Regions from separate parts of the Homo sapiens genome. Here region 1 is linked to region 2. Evidence: read pairs that join two places in POLR2A ChIA-PET (ENCODE). Cell type or tissue: OCI-LY7. All regions are shown on one strand. Each heading gives the region's core, and the rest is flanking DNA. Links, peaks and the distances in the headings are about the cores only. Region 1 overlaps RBFOX2 (RNA binding fox-1 homolog 2). Region 2 overlaps RBFOX2 (RNA binding fox-1 homolog 2).

Evidence for each region. Peaks named below come from ENCODE experiments on the same cell type or tissue, not always from the same donor. Only the 100,000 strongest peaks of a DNase experiment are listed, where the experiment ranks them.
Region 1: POLR2A ChIA-PET joins it to region 2 with 32 read pairs; 4 of 35 experiments call an interaction of 5 or more read pairs at or near these places.

The regions. Positions count from the first base shown.
Region 1 is chr22:35,882,043-35,884,953 of GRCh38, reverse strand. The region is part of intron 2 of RBFOX2 (RNA binding fox-1 homolog 2); the gene reads left to right. Among named protein-coding and RNA genes, the nearest start is that of RBFOX2, 150 kb to the left of the region's middle. RefSeq lists an enhancer at 1,555-2,056. In OCI-LY7, for the core only: no CTCF peak of the experiment used is centred there; DNase peaks (open chromatin) are centred at 1,723 and 2,073; H3K4me3 peaks cover 1,707 bases; H3K27ac peaks cover 2,500 bases.
Region 2 is chr22:36,013,426-36,016,336 of GRCh38, reverse strand. The region is part of intron 1 of RBFOX2 (RNA binding fox-1 homolog 2); the gene reads left to right. Among named protein-coding and RNA genes, the nearest start is that of RBFOX2, 14 kb to the left of the region's middle. In OCI-LY7, for the core only: no CTCF peak of the experiment used is centred there; DNase peaks (open chromatin) are centred at 826 and 1,366; H3K4me3 peaks cover 1,811 bases; H3K27ac peaks cover 2,199 bases.

The DNA of each region.
Region 1 (2,911 bases), core at 188-2,687, 130 kb after region 2:
CAAGTGCCTCCTATGATAGGAGGCACTGGGTCTGATGCTTTCATTACTATTATCTTGTTTCATCTTACAACGGGGAAGGAAGATTCAAATGCGCAGTCTTGCTTCAGAGTCAGTACTCTTAACCAATATGTTGTAATACATTCAGCTAGTCTGTGATAGGCAGCATCTAAGATGGTCCCTAGTGATCCCCACCTCCTGATATTCATACCCTTGTGTATTATCTTCCCCTTATAGGCTGGACCTAGTGACTCACTTTGAATGCATAGAATATGGAAAATTGATGAGATGTCACTTCTAAGATTTGGTTACAAAGAGACTGTGGCTTTTATCTTGGGTGCTTGCCCTCTCTACCTTTCTCTCAGAGCCCCTACACTGTTAAGTAGCCTTGTGGGAAGGCCCAAGAGCCAGTGATGTCTAGGCCTAACAGCTAGTGACCTGCCAGCAGCCAGGTGAGTGAGTTTGGTGGTGGATCCTTGATAGTCAAGCTTTAATGATTGCAGCCCCAGCCAACACCTTGACTGCAGCCTTGTGAGAGTCCCTGAACCAGAAGCACTTAGCTTACCCAGCTGGATTTCTGATCCACATAAACTGAGATAATAAATGCTGTTTTAAGCTACTGTGATTGAAAATGAATTGTTACATAGAAATAGATAACTAGGCCGGGTGTGGTGGCTCACATCTGTAATCCCAGCACATTGTGAGGCCGAGGCAGGCGGATCGCTTGAGCCCAGGAGTTTGAGACCAGCCTGGGCAACATAGCAAAACCCCATCTCTACTAAAAATACAAAAATTAGCTGGGCAAGGTGGTGCGTGCCTGTAGTCCAGCTACTTGGGAGGCTGAGGTGGGAGGATCACCTGAGCCTGGGAGGTGTAAGCTGCAATGAGCTGAGAGCAAGAACTTGAGCAAGAGAGCGAGACCCTGTATCACAAAAAAAAAAAAAAAAAAAAAAAAAGAGATAACTACAGATTTTGGTACCAATAGTGGGGTGCTTTTTGGTGAAAATCTAAACTGGGAGTGACTTTGAAACTGGGCAGTGGACTTTTAAGGAGAGTGTTAGTATAAGATTAGAATACCTTGAACACATTATAAAAATGGGACTTTGAGGCGATTGTCACGAGGTCTTAAAGGAAAGAAACTGGAAGAAAGGGGATCCTTGTTATGTAGTGGTAGAAAGTTTAGCAACACTATCATTTATAGTTGTGGAAAGCAGAAAGTGTGTTTCATGAACTGAGAGATCTAGCTAAGTAAACTTCTAAACAAAACATTGCAGATCCCCTCTGGTTCCTTCTTGCTGCTTAAAGTATGAGGGGAAATAAATAAATTGAGGGAAGCACTGTTAAAAAAGGAGCCAGAACTTGATGATTTTGAAAATTCTCAGCCTTTCTGGTTGGCAGAGGGTGATGAAATTGAGACACGGCAAAGATCAATTCAAGAGCCACTCCGGGGAGAATGGCGGTCTAAAGATAAAGCCAAGACTGTGCCTTTAAAGCCTGCTGTTAAGACCTGAGAAGGTAGTGCCTTAGCATCCTCTTCAGTCACACTCAAGGCCTCTCCGTCAAACAATAGGGCTTCTAGCCTTTTTAGCAGGAGCCCAAGGTAGAGGTAGAAGAGTTCCTCTTGGAGAGATCTATGGGTATAGCTTTTGTCTATTGTGGTGAGATATGCAGGAAATCCACTGTAGCTAGGACTGAACAGGAAAAGAAACAGTACAAAATGAAAAGAGGCTGTCGGACACCCCTAGCATTCTGCTGGCAGGAAGCAGGCTGAGAAAGTGCTCAGGAGCTAACACATGCCACCTTTCATCAAAAGGGAAAGATGACTCAGAGGTTGGAAGCAGGAGCCTAGAGATGAAGGCAAAAGTCATGGAGAATTCTTTTCCCAGTGTTGAGACCTAATCAAGGAACTTTCAGTGTTTGCCCTGCTAGATTTCAGAGTCAGTATGGATCAGTGACTCTTTTGTGCCCCCCAATTTCCTGCCTTTCTTTTGTAGAAAAAGTTATGCCATTTAGTGATTGCAAGGATTTTAGAGAACAGAAACCCAGAGGGCAAGTGAGAAAGCAGCCCTAATACTCTGCCATCTAGGCTCCCAGAATGCCATGCTGTTGTTAAATTGCTTCTTTTGGCTTTTGCTTACAAGTCATAAGTACCAGATGATATGTGCAAAACTGAAGCAATCAGGAGAGGATTTCCCACCCCCGTATTTACCCACTTTCTCTCATCAGTATGAATAAACTGTCCCCTCACTCATGAAGCATTTGCATTCCTATATAAGGTGAACCTTCCAGTTGTATACTAGGTCCTATCTCTGCTAGTCTGTTTAGGACATGGATCCAGCAATTCTCTTCCCTCTCTCTGGGATCATCAAGTTTTCTGTCTTTATTGGATTAGTCCCGTCAGCATACAGTTAAGCTGTTCTTCCACTTATTTAAAAATAATACTCTTGACCTCACTTTGCCAGCAACTGCTGAATTTCTTTTCCTTTAAAGCAAAACTCAGTAGCGTTGTTTATATTTGATTATATCTGATTATATCAGTTCTCCTCTTAAACCCACGCAGCCAGGTTTTTATTGCAACCACACCACTGAAAGGGCTCTAGTCCAAGTTGCCAGTAACTTGCATGCTGCTAAATCTAGTGGTCTGGTCTCAGCCCTCATCTTACTTGACCTATCTGTAGAATATTCTATCACTGATCACTTCGTTCTCTAATTCACTTTCTTGGATACTTGACTTGCAGGACATCATACTTTCCTGATTTTCTTCCCACCTCTTTGGAAGTTTGTACTCAGTTTTAAAGTTGTAATATTTTGAGCCAAGTCCTTTCACCTCTTTTTTTGATTCTCTTTCATCCACTCTCATGGCTTTAGTTCTCAGCTAACCAGGAAAGTTTTACCAGCCGGGTAAAATGTTTTT
Region 2 (2,911 bases), core at 188-2,687:
AACTAGAGGAACTACAGACAGGGCCTGGGGAGACTGGGGGTGTCTGAATGTGGCCTGCAGCAGTTGCTTGAGTTGGAATACTTTTGGGCAGAGGCTCATAGAAATTTCTTTCAATTGCTTTTTTTTTTCTTTTAAGAAGCTTTTTCCCATACAAATTGGAATTGTTTGAAGGAGTGGGCCTTAATTGTTGCCAGCCAGAGTGATTTTCAAAGCAGATCTATATGGATTTCACTTAGGGGTTACTTTCAGGGGGTATGTGGCTTGTTCTGAGACAGGAGGACGTTGGTTCCATTTTCCTGGAAGTTGTTGGGACTCCTGGATGGCCCTGCTCTATTTGTCTTGGGCCATTAGGCAAGTGGAAAAGCAGCTACATAGTTAGCCCTGTTGCATGGAGTTTAGTTTCATAATTCATCCTCTCAGGGATTTTTATACAGTCACACTTACAGCCTAAAGTTTGTTTTCTCCCTTTTTCTTTCTTTTCCTTCTTCAGTTCAGTGGTCCACAAAAATTCTTGGGAGGGTAAGTAATAATTTCGGGTAAAAGGCAGGAATTGTAGATCTTTTTTTAGCCCCCTGCCCCGATTAAATTTCTCCATATTCAGCTTCTCCTTCATCTGCAAAAGCATCTGCAAATGAGGTCGCTATCCCCTAATCAGACTGGCTTGTCCCCTAATTAGTCTGAATATGTGGCTTTGACAGCTTTCACCTGCTGTTTCTTAGTTTCTAGGGGATAAGATAGGATTGTGTGATTTCAAAGTGAAAACTGGCAAAATTGAAAGATGTTTTGTGGTGGCTCCCAACATCCACAAAGCTTAACTCATTGGTTTGCTTCTCATATACAAGCTTCCAGGAACATGGTTACTGTTAGTGGCTGGCACAGTGGGTTTGAAGACTTTGTTGGAACTTCAGGAAGTTTCCCCTTTGGCAAAGCTTACAGGGAGTTGGTAGTACTTGTCCTGAAAGTCTGACCCTGGTCTTATGCTATGCACACCTTGTTTAAAAGAATGCAGAGTACTGCTATTCAGCTATTGCTTAAGCAGTCCGTTTCATATATGTCTGCATTAGTTACATACTTACATAAGATTTTACTATGTTTTGTGTTATATTTGAACTAGAAGTCATAGTTTCATACATGACTCTTATTAAGCTGATAATAAATTGGCAAATTTTGATATCATCCAAGACTTTGAGGTAATGCTGGTCATACTCAAAAGGTCTGTATTTGGGTTTAGAAACTAATTTTTCTGTTAGCTAGCGCCTCTCCATTCCCAGGTGCTGTTCATTACTCATTATAGACATCTTCTGTCCCTCTGCTTTGTTAAAAGTCTTTAGCTGCTTGTCATGATACTGAATAGATCTTTTTGCAGCAGCATTTTAGCTCTGAGCTGGCTGTGTTTTACAGTGTTGGAGATCAGTTGGTTAACTTTGGCATTTCCTACCTTCATACGTAAGCATTAAAGTGTGTTAAGTGCATGTAGTAGCCCTTCAGAGAGGCGCTTATCAGGGACTTCTAGTGATTTTTGTCAGCTGTATAAAAATGCTATGATTAATAGATAACCTGTATCTGTGTGTGCATGCGCAATTTTCTTTTATGCTTACTCTGCGTTTCTTTCTCTAGGAGTGGTGTGAAATAAGTGTTACTCTGTAGGCTTTGCTTTTTTTCAATAATGAGAAGCTTATTTTAAGAATCCCTTATTTGACTTTCTTGAGTTTGGTGTAGGTATCATTTACCCCTTTTGGATTTTAGCTTTACTATGGGTTATTTTTTGCAGTGTTAGAAGCAAGTAGTAAATACTTTGGTATCCCCGAGCTTAAAGAAACCTAAAAATTTTGACTCATTCAGCATTCTGTTTTAAGTTAGGAAATTATTTAATTCTAGTATCCCAAGCTGTATTGTATTGATTGCTCTTTAAGAAATGATAACAGGTGGCCGGGCGCGGTGGCTCACGCTTGTAATCCCAGCACTTTGGGAGGCTGAGGCGGGCGGATCACGAGGTCAGGAGATCGAGACCACGGTGAAACCCCGTCTCTACTAAAAATACAAAAAATTAGCTGGGCGTGGTGGCGGGTGCCTGTAGTCCCAGCTACTCGGAGAGGCTGAGGCAGGAGAATGGCGTGAACCCAGGAGGCGGAGCTTGCAGTGAGCCGCGATTGCGCCACTGCACTCCAGCCTGGGCGACAGAGTGAGACTCTGTCTCAATAAAAAAAAAAAAAAGAAATGATAATAGGTATCATCCTGCCCATGCCCCAGCCCCCCACCAAAAAAAGTTAAATAACTTTGGACATTAGAATTAAACACATTAAAAAAAAAACCTATCACACTACACTTTTCATAAGCAGACGTTGTGATGCTGAACTATTGTGTAGCGTTTTCCAAACCAGGATTTACGCCCAGATTCCCTACCGGTAAGTTAATTCCTAACTCTAAATTCATAAATACATATGTAATGAAATGTCTCCTTTTCATTTCTGCTTCCTATGTGTCCCTATCCCCTTTACCAAACAAGTAACCACTGTTACTAATTTGTCTGTTATCCCCCCTCCTTTCTTTTTGACACAAATATTAGCATACTCTCTGTATTTTTTGCTCCTTGCTTTTCTCCATTTCCTATATCAGAGGCTACTTTTTCAAATGTAAAAAGGTCTATTAAAGTTTTCATTAGTGGTCTCTCTCTCTCTCTCTCTCTCTGTGTGTGTGTGTGTGTGTGTGTTTGTGTGATGCTTAGTGAAGGTTTTACCACTCTGAGATTATAAAAAAATAGAATGGCCTTGCAGACAGACAAACCTTAGGTGGTGTACCAGCATTTCCACTTCACAGCTGTGGGATCTTGGTTAAGTGACTTAACTTATCTAAGCCTCAGCTTTCTTTGTAAAATGTGTTATAGGATTAGTGTAAGAATTAAAAAGCGATA